Regions from separate parts of the Homo sapiens genome. Here region 2 is linked to region 1. Evidence: chromatin contacts called from ENCODE Hi-C or POLR2A ChIA-PET data. All regions are on one chromosome and are shown on one strand. The core of a region is the stretch at or near the end of the contact, and the rest is flanking DNA. Distances in the headings are between cores, read along the strand shown. Region 1 holds the start of CEACAM16-AS1 (CEACAM16, CEACAM19 and PVR antisense RNA 1). Region 2 overlaps PPP1R37 (protein phosphatase 1 regulatory subunit 37).

What was found. Hi-C counts contacts between places; a loop is a spot of excess contacts on that map. ChIA-PET counts read pairs that join two places held with the same protein, here RNA polymerase II (POLR2A). Pooled maps may share reads with other maps.
Region 2: a pooled map shows a loop between it and region 1 (2.7-fold over the local background). The contact joins the enhancer-like site here to the promoter of CEACAM16-AS1 in region 1. A Hi-C loop is called at or near these places in 1 of 50 pooled maps. POLR2A ChIA-PET finds 5 or more read pairs at or near these places in 2 of 52 experiments (activated T-cell and endothelial cell of umbilical vein).

Annotation. Positions count from the first base shown.
Region 1 is chr19:44,722,293-44,726,817 of GRCh38, reverse strand. CEACAM16-AS1 (CEACAM16, CEACAM19 and PVR antisense RNA 1) reads left to right here and starts at 1,635. Exons shown (of 2, transcript NR_186815.1): 1 at 1,635-1,981. RefSeq lists enhancers at 3,997-4,056, 4,127-4,236, 4,367-4,516.
Region 2 is chr19:45,116,412-45,121,325 of GRCh38, reverse strand. The region is part of intron 1 of PPP1R37 (protein phosphatase 1 regulatory subunit 37); the gene reads right to left. Among named protein-coding and RNA genes, the nearest start is that of PPP1R37, 26 kb to the right of the region's middle. RefSeq lists enhancers at 2,082-2,131, 2,312-2,361, 3,902-4,061, 4,240-4,895. Within about 2 kb of position 2,750, at least 7 of the 41 ENCODE cell types and tissues checked have a DNase peak (open chromatin) inside an H3K27ac peak, as active enhancers do.

The DNA of each region.
Region 1 (4,525 bases), core at 386-2,885:
CTCAGAGTGCTGGGATTACAGGCATAAGCCACCTTGCCCAGCCACCATTTTTTTTTTTTTTTTTTGAGGTTGAGTCTCTCTGTGTCGCCCAGGCTGGAGTACAGTGGCGCAATCTCGGCTCACTGCAACCTCTGCCTCTGGGGTTCAATCGGTTCTCGTGACCTCAGGTGATCCACTTACCTCAGCCTCCCAGAGTGCTGGGAAATACAGGTGTAGGCCACCGCGCCCGGCCCTACATCTTTACTTCTTTTGGTCGTGGGGGCTTTTGGAGAGGTACAGGGAACCAGGAGACGGAGGACAGAGAGGACCCAGGGGACCGGGCCTGGCCTGTTTGAGCTGAGACCTGAAGAGCATGGGGAAGTGTTTGAAGGAGGTGAACAAAAGGCTTTATTAGAAAACCAGAAAGGAGGCTGGGCGCGGTGGTGCATACCTGTAGTCCAAGCATTTTGGGAGGCTGAGGCGGGAGGATCGCTTGAGCCCAGGAGTTTAAGACCAGCCTGGGCAATGAGTGAGACCCTATCGCTAAAAAAAAAATTTAAAAATTTACCCAGGTGTGGTGGCATGTGCCTGTAGTCTCAGCTACTCAGGAGACTGAGGTGGGAGGATTGCTTGAGCCCAGGAGGTTGAGGCTGCAGTGAGCTATGATGGCACCACTGCATTCCAGCCTGGGGCCAGAGCAAGACCCTGTCTTAAAAAAAAAAAAAAAAAAAGAAAAAGAAAAGAAAAGAAAGAAAAAGAAAAAAAAATACAAGCAGTGAGTGGTCAGGCTGTGGCTGTGGCACAGCACTTGGCTTTCTCCTGGGGGCACTGGGGAGCCATGGCAGATTCTGACCAGGGGTCAGGGTTGGGTTTCCAAGGACGCCTCTGGGTGTGGTGCGGGCAGGGAGACCAGCTGTGCAGCAAGACACCAGGTGGCCTGGGTTAGGAGGTGGGTCAAAGAGGGAGGGGTGAAGGTTACCAATCATAGATTTAGGAGGCAATTTTCTTGGAAGGAAAGGGTGGGGTGCATGCTGGCTTGCTGGCGCCACTATCAGCCACTGTCCCAAGGTTTTCTTGTGCGTAAACTCATGGAGCGTTCACCACCACCCACTAGGTATCCTCATTGCACAGCTGGGGAAACTGAGGCTGAGAGAGACACACTCGCTGGCCCCAGATCTCACACAGCAGGTTATAGGAGCCAGCATTCAAACTCCTGGAGTCTGACTCCAGAGCTTGGACATTTTCACGCCCCTGACTCCTTAAAGCTGGAGAAGCTGAGGCTCCCAGTTGGGGTGAAGTTCCAGGTTCAAGACCACACAGCCGGGAACTAGAAAGGAAGGATTGAACCCACACCTTACCATGGGACACGGCCCTGCCCATCCCCTCTCCTCCCAGCAGCGTGAGGGCTCGACCTCCGGGGAGTCCCCGTTCTGGGTTGGGCGCCACTCCTCCCTCCCTATCCGCTTCGCGCCCGGAGCTCTCTCCGGACTTTAACCCTGGGCCGCCACTGGTGGCGACGCTGCCGATAAGGGGAGGTGGTTGGTGCAGAGGCCAGCAGGGCAAAATTCCCCTACTCCCGGTGCCAGGGGAGTTACCCAGGTCAGGGGCGGGGGCGGGGGAGGGCAGGGGCAGAGGAGCGGGCGGAGGGGGAGGTGGAGGCATCTGCAGCTGGACAGAGAAGTGGTGCTTTGTTTCTCTGTGCCTCAGTTTCCCTCTTGGTAAAATAGGCATGGTTCCTCCTATGGATGTAAGAAGGACCTAGGAACCTTTGCAAGGGCAGAGGAGTCCGCCCCTCTGGTCTGACTGGGAGACAAGGTGTTCCCCAATCTGATGGTGGGGACAAGGTGGCCCAACACAGTGGGAAAAATAAGGAAACTAAGGAGCTCTCACCAAATCCCATGAGGGAGACAGGACTGTCCAAATCCAATGAAGAAGATAAGAAGCTCCAGTCCTGTGCAGCAAGAACGAGTGTCCAGTCTATATTTCCAGTCTGCCAGGGGAGGTAAGGAGCAACATTCTGATGTGTAAGACAATGTATTTATTTTTGTGAGTCAGAGTCTCGCTCTGTCGCCCAGGCTGGAGTGCAGTGGTGTGATCTTGGCTCACTGCAACCTGTGCCTCCTGGGTTCAAGCGATTCTCCTGCCTCAGCCTCCTGAGTAGCTGGGATTACAGACGCACACCACCACGCCTGGCTAATTTGTTATTTTTAGTAGAGACCGGGTTTCACCGTGTTGGCCAGGTTTGTCTTGAATTTCTGACCTCAGGTGATCCTCCTGCCTCGGCCTCCCAAAGTGCTTGGATTACAGGCGGGAGCCACTGCACCTGGCCAGGAGTGATACTTTGATGTGTGAGACAATGCAGTTCTAATTTGATGGGGGAGATGGGTAGTCCTAGTCTGATGGGGGTGTTGAAGGGCTCCCATGCCTTCTGGGAGAGCTGATGAGCTTCCAAATGAATGATAGAAATGGGGAGCCCCTCAAACTGGTGGGGAGACAAAGAGCCTGCTAGTCTGATGAGGGAGGTAAGAATCTTCCTGTCTGAAGTGGGAGCCAGGGTGCTCCCGTCTGAGATTCCAAGGTGAGGAAAGAGACGAAGAACATACTCACTGCAGCTCAGCCAGCTCCTTCCTGAGCCTGGGAGTCAAATGGCCCCAGGATGCCTGGCCAGGGAGCCAGGACCAAAAGACAGAGACGATTTGCTCTCCTGACCCAGGGGCAGTTCTGCCCAGCTCTGGGCCTGATCTACTTTTGGCAAAAAAAGACCTGGCTGGTGGTGTACGGGCACCACCTAGCGGTTGCCATGGGCACGCCTTCCATCCGGAGCTTGGGGAGAGCAGCTCCTTGGAAGACCAGAGAAGGGCTCCTTGGACTCTCTCCCTGGGACCTGGGTCCAAGTACCAAACTACCCCTGAAACTGGATTCTGTGCATCATTCCATTCACCCTGCATGTGGCAGCTGGGGGAGTCTCTTGGAAGTACAAGCCTACCTCTGTCTGTCCCTTGCTCACAACTCTGCAGTGGCTCCCTGGTGCCCTGGGAGGAAGTCCACACCCGGCCACAAGGCTGGCTTCTTCTGAACAACCCTATGCTTCAGTTGAACAATAAGTAGTTTCTCAAAGGTGTCATATGCAAAACTTACCTTCAGGCCTTCGCACAGGCTGTTCCCTCTGCCAGGAACACCCTTCCCTGCCTCTTCCCCAGCATCTCTCCTACTCCTCCTTCAGGTCTTGGAGTAGATGTCTCCGCCCTCGTGAGCCCCCTGGTCAGGGTCATGGTCTGGTGGGGCTGTCGTGGTCACTGCTGTGTTCCCCTGGGGCCTGACACTGACAATGCACTCCAGGGAATGTTTATGGAATGAATGAGTGAATGAATGAATGAATGAATGAATGCCAAGCTAAAGAGTTTGCCAGGGCAGCTGTAGGAGAGTTTAATCAGGGCCAGGACACGATCGGATTTAGAAGCCCCTAGGCTCCCCCCAGCTTTTTTTTTTTTTGAGAGAGAGGGATGGAATCTGACTTCGTCGCCAGTGCAGTGGCGTGATCTTGGCTCACTGCAATCTCTACCTCCCAAGTTCAGGCAATTCTCGTGCCTCAGCCTGCCAGGTAGCTAGGATTATGGGTGCACGCCACCACGCCTGGCTAATTTTTGTATTTTAATAGAGACAGGGTTTCACCATGTTGGCCAGGCTGGTCTTGAACTCCTGACCTCAGATGATCCGCCCGCCTCGGCCTCCCAGAGTGCTGGGAATACAGGCATGAGCCACTGCGCCTTGCTGGAGCCCCTAGGTTTCCTCTCAACCCTAGGCTTTTGCACATACTCTTCCCTCTCCCTGCACTATTTACACCTAGTAACTCCCACTCATCCTCTAGGTATCAGATGAGCTGTCCCTTCCTCCAGGAAGCCCTCCTTGACCCCAGGCTGGGTCAGGCATGCGCTCTGAGCTCCTGCAGCCTCCTGGGCTCCTCCATCCCAGGCTGTGAACACTGCTGGGCTATTATTACCTGGGGACAAGTCTGCCTTCCCACTGGATCTGGGAGGGCAGGCTGGGTTCTGTTCACCCTCTCTGCCTTCTCCTCTGAGCTAACAACATCTGCTAGGACCTGGGTTCAAATCCAGATGCCCCTATCTTTGGAGCTCCTTAGGTGAGTGTGGGCCTCTCTTGGAGCCCCTGTTTTCTCGTGTGAAATGTGGGGAGAATGAGAAGCGTGCATGGAAAACCTCCCAGGGCTGTGGTGGGTGCAGTGAAGAGACGAGATCCTGAAGTCCCGAGCTGACCATGAGCCGGGTGACTACGGGTGACCCACTTCCCCTTTTGGGGTTCATCTGGCTGGATGAACGGTAGCAGCAGCCCCTTCCTGCCGGGACATTCTGGGAGGCCCGCTCGGGGCTTCCCGAGGTGGGAGGGTCAGGGACAGGCTGAGGGAAGAGGTGTCTGTTGGGTTAGGGGAAAACCAGTCTTCCCCATCATGAAACGGATGATGGGGGGGAAACAAACAAAGCTGGCTCCACCACGGCGTGAGGGGAAGTTGGGGGAGAGGATGAGGGGG
Region 2 (4,914 bases), core at 1,501-4,000, 390 kb before region 1:
CCTGAGGAGGAAAGTCCCTCATCCCAGAGTGTGAGTGTAAATGCAGGTCTGTGCTTCTGACCCCCTCTTCCAGCCACTGCCATGCATTTCCCAACAGTAATCATCCCCACGCTCTCCCACCACTCCTACAATCCCCAGTGGCACTCAGCAGAGAGGCATGGGGGAAGAGAACAAACACTGCTTGGGGCCCTTCTACTGTGCTTTACCGGTGGAGCCGTAACTTTGCGCCCACTCCCAAAACTAAGCGATTGACAAACTCGATCTCGTTTCCACTTCCTAATGGCCCTGAGAAATAGAAATTATCTCCCCAACTTTCCAGGGGACGCTTAGAGATGAGAAAGGACCTGACCAAGGACATGGTTCCGTCTCAAAGGCAATTTGGCAAGACCAGTCAAAAGTACAAATGTGCGGGGCACAGTGGGTCACGCCTGTAATCCCAACACTTTGAGAGGCCAAGGCTGAGGCAGGTGGATCACCTGAGGTCAGGAGTTGGAGACCAGCCTGGCCAACATGGTGAAACCCCCGTCTCTACTAAAAATACAAAAATTAGCCAGGTGTGGTAGCGGGTGCCTATAATCCCAGCTACTTGGGAGGAGAATCGCTTGAACCTGGGAGGCGGATGTTGCAATGAGACAGCGCCACTGCACTCCAGCCTGGGCAACAGAGCAAGACTCCATCTCAAAAAAAAGTAACATGCATATACCCTTTGATTAGCAATTACACACCTGGAGATTAATCCTACAGACATACTTGCAAAGATGAAAAATCATACATGTAAGGACAGTCACTGCAGCAGCTTGTGAATGCAGAACCGGAACCAACCACAATATCCACCAGCAGGGACCGGCTAGCTCCCCAGAGTTCATCCACGCAGTGGAGCCCTGCCGCCACAGAGAATGAGTGTGCGCTCTCTTAGCCAACAGGGAACAGGTTTCAAGACACAAATGAAAAAAGCAAGGTGCAGAACGGTATGCTCATGAATGCTACCCTTTATGCAAGAAGTGGGGAAAGCCGGGTGCGGTGGCTCACGCCTCTAATCCCAGCACTTTGGGAGGCTAAGGTGGGCGGATCACAAGGTCAGGAGATCGAGACCATCCTGGCTAACACAGTGAAACCTTGTCTCTACTAAAAATACAAAACATTAGTCAGGCGTGGTGGCGGGCACCTGTAGTCCCAGCTACTTGGGAGGCTGAGGCAGGAGAATGGCGTGAACCTGGGAGGAGGAGCTTGCAGTGAGCGGAGATCGCGCCACTGCACTCCAGCCTGGGCGACAGAGTGAGACTCCATCTCAAAAAAAAAAAAAAAAAAAAAGAAGGGGAAAATAAAAAATCTGTGCTCCTCATTTAAAAGCAAATGAACACAGAGATGGAGTAGCCAGTGAAGCAGCCGGGAACCAGGAACAAAGAGGGACCCCAGGCCCTTCTCCGGGCTTCCTGGCAGCCCCTAAAGCCCCTCCTGGGGCGGCGGCCTCCTTCAAACAGCAAGGTTGTGCGGGGTGCTGGGGGGTGGAGCTGGCTCTTCTCTGAGCACCACACCCACCACCTCTCATGTGTGCAGAGCCACAAGAGACACAGCCCTACCTGGCCACTTTCCCAGTGGTCTGATCCTGGGCCTGGGGCAGATGACAGTGGAGGACAGAGGGTGCCGGCTTGGGGCTGAGTGTTCCCACTGTTTCACAAGCAATGTATAGGTAAAATGATAGCTATCTTAGAGCTGCTGCAAAATAATGCAGGTGAGAGTGGCATGGAGATAGGCAGGAACAGATTGGCCATGTAGTCATCAATTCTGAAGCCAGAAAGTGGGTCGGTCCATCAGACTCATTATACTCCTACTTTCTTGTGTCTGAAAATGTCCATCAAAACACAGTTAAACGGGCCAGGCACCGTGGCTCATGCCTGTGATCCCAGCACTTTGGGAGGCCAAGGTGGGCAGATCACCTGAGGTCAGGAGTTCGACACCAGTCGGGCCAACAGGGCAAAACCCCATCTCTACAAAATACAAAAATTAGCCAGGTATGGTGACACATGCCTGTAATCCCAGCTACTCAGGAGGCTGAGGCAGGAGAATCGCTTGAACCTGGGAAGCAGAGGCTGCAGTGAGCTGAGATCGTGTCACTGCACTCCAGCCTGGGTGACAGAGAGCAAGACTCTGTCTCAAAAAAAAAAAAAAATTAGACGGGTGTTGTGGCACGTGCCTGTAATCCCAGCTACTCGGGAGGCTGGGGCAGGAGAATCGCTTGAACCCAGGAGGTGGAAGCTGCAGTGAGTGAGATCACACCACTGCACTCCAGCATGAGTGACAGAGAATGAGACTCCGTCTCAAAAACCAAAAAACAAAACAAAAAGTTAAATGAGAAAAAAAAAAAAGCAGCAGCTGCTCAGAGGCGGTGGCCCACAAGGAACCCAGAGGCGGCAGGTGGGCCGGGAGGGAGGTCTGGCACCAAGGCCAGTCTCTCACGACAGAATTAGTTATAAAGCCCAGCCCGGCTGTGGAGGCAGCCACCTGGGTGGCTCCCTGGGGCCCGGCCAGCAGGTGCTCAGTGAACGTGGGCTAAAGGAAGGAAGGAACTTGGGCCTCATGCCCACCCCTGAGGGACAGGACAGCCAGATGGAGGGTTGTCAAAGGAGAACTCTGAGGTACACGGTGAGGGGTGGCAGGAAGCTGGGGCTCCTGGCACAAGTCCGTAACTGTGGTGTCCCAACGTTCGGCAGGGAGTCCACTGACAGCTGTCATTTACTACGCAGTTATCTCAGGCAAGCCCTTTATGTACCCGAGCTCCCTGAAACCTTAGCACATCCCTGGGAAGGGGATATGGCCGGGACCCCCAACCCAAGACAAAGAAGAGGAGGGTCAGAAAGGTCACATCCCTGAGTGACCACACAGACCACACACTGTGGGGATCCTCCTCTTTCACTGCTGAGCCACTATGACCTTCAGAGTCAGCCTCCTAAATGAGAGCCCAAAGTCAGCTCCGTGGCCACACACTTGCCTTCCAGGAACAACATCCTCAGATGCCCTGTGACACAGGTCACAGGCCCCGGGCTTCCCACCCACTCTGCACTGGGGAACCCTCTCCCCCTGCTAAACTGGGAGCTCCCCTGGGCACTCATGGGGACAGCGGCTGGGTGCCGGGAGGCCTGGACATAGAATAGGGCAGTGACACAGGCCAGCCTGAGGGGAGGGCTGCAGCTACCTCTGTAGGCAGTTGGAAGCCCAGGCGGGGACTTCTGGCTGCTGAGCCTGTTCGGAAAAACCTCTGCCTGTGACTCCTTGGGAAAAATGAAGGGACGCTGGTGGTGAGTTCTTCTTCCCAGTGAACAACCGCTGGGCACCTCCACCCCCAACAGCCTCTCAGTAACCCAGAGGCCTGAGAAACGCGGATCACGCGGGGGCTGGAGCTGTAAGGCTGAGGAGGACACCTTCCCCAGCAGCCTCGGGCTCATCAGCTGAGCCACTGAGTCAACAATGCCAAGGACGAGCACTGGCTTACGGAGCCAGCCTCCTGCCAGGTGCTACTCTAAGACTAACTCTGCGGCCTCATTCTTGCAGCCCGGTCTACCAGCTGCCCTAAGCCTTTGCTCGGGTAGCCCCACTGGCCTGTCCCTGCCTTGGGTGGGATGGCTGGGACAATCTCCAGGCTAGGTTTCCCACCACCAGTCAGCGCTTCAGAACTGCATGCCCATGGTAGGCACACAGAAGACCTGGTGGGGACCTGCAGGGAGACTCCCTGAGATCACCTCCCACCGTAGAAGGAAAACCCACGTCCTGTGCAGTCCCCGCCATTCAGACCCAAAGCAGGCGCACAATTAGCTTAGGAGACCGTGCAGGAGCGGGCTGGTTGCTGCCACAGGCTTTCACTCGGCACCACCTGTCCCTGCACTGAGAGTAAAACCTCAACTCCTCAGCCCAGGACAAGGCCCCCTGATGCCAGCACTCCACCGGGGCTCACCCTCGGCTCGCCCACGCCTCCTCAGCCACTCTACAGGCTTTGTGGTTTGTTCCCGCCTCCGGGTCTGCAACTGCTCTTCCCTCCCTCTGACAGCTTCCCTCCCCTCCTGCAGCTTAAGCCGCAGCTGACTTGCCATTCAGATCTCAACTCGAAAGTCACCTCCTGGCCAGGCGCAATGGCTCACACCTGTAATCCCAGCACTTTGGGAGGCTGAGGCGGGTGCATCACTTGAGGTCAGGAGTTCGAGACCAGCCTGACCAATATGGTGAAACCCCATCTCTACTAAAAATACAAAAATTAGCCGGGTGTGGTGACACGTGCCTGTAGTCCCAGATACTTGGGAGGCTGAGACAGGAGAATCGCTTGAGCTGGGAGATGGAGGCTGCAGTGAGCCAAGATCGTGCCACTGCACTCCAGCCTGGGCAAAAAGAGCGAAACTCTGTCTCAAAAAAAAAAAAAAAAAAAGTCACCTCCTCTGAGAAGCCTCTCCTGACCCCTTTCTGTAGCAGCACCCCCATCCCCATCCCCCACACCACACCCAGACAACACTCTGCCTCCTCACTGGACACGTCCCAATCTCTAAGGATCTACTTGCTCGTTTTCTGTCCTAGACCAAGGGCTCCCTGAGTCTAGGGACGTCACTGTGGTGTCTGTCGCTGTGAGTCTATGAATGAACGAATGCACCGACTCACTCTGGGAAATGAAGACAACGTCCACCCTTCCCTTCTCCCCAGAGAACCACGGGCTGGAGGGAAGGGAGCCCGCAATGCGTCCTGGAAAGTTAGCCTGCTCAGGGGAGGCTGGGATGGCCGGTCCTTCCCTCTCAGACCCCCGTGCCCTCCTCAGGCCTGCTGAGAGGCCGTGAGTCCTGCAGTTTCCTGGGTGAGAGGGGCTCTTCTCTGCCCTTCCCGGCAGGGAGGCACCACCATTCAGCCAGTGGGTACCGTGGCCACATGCTGCAGGAT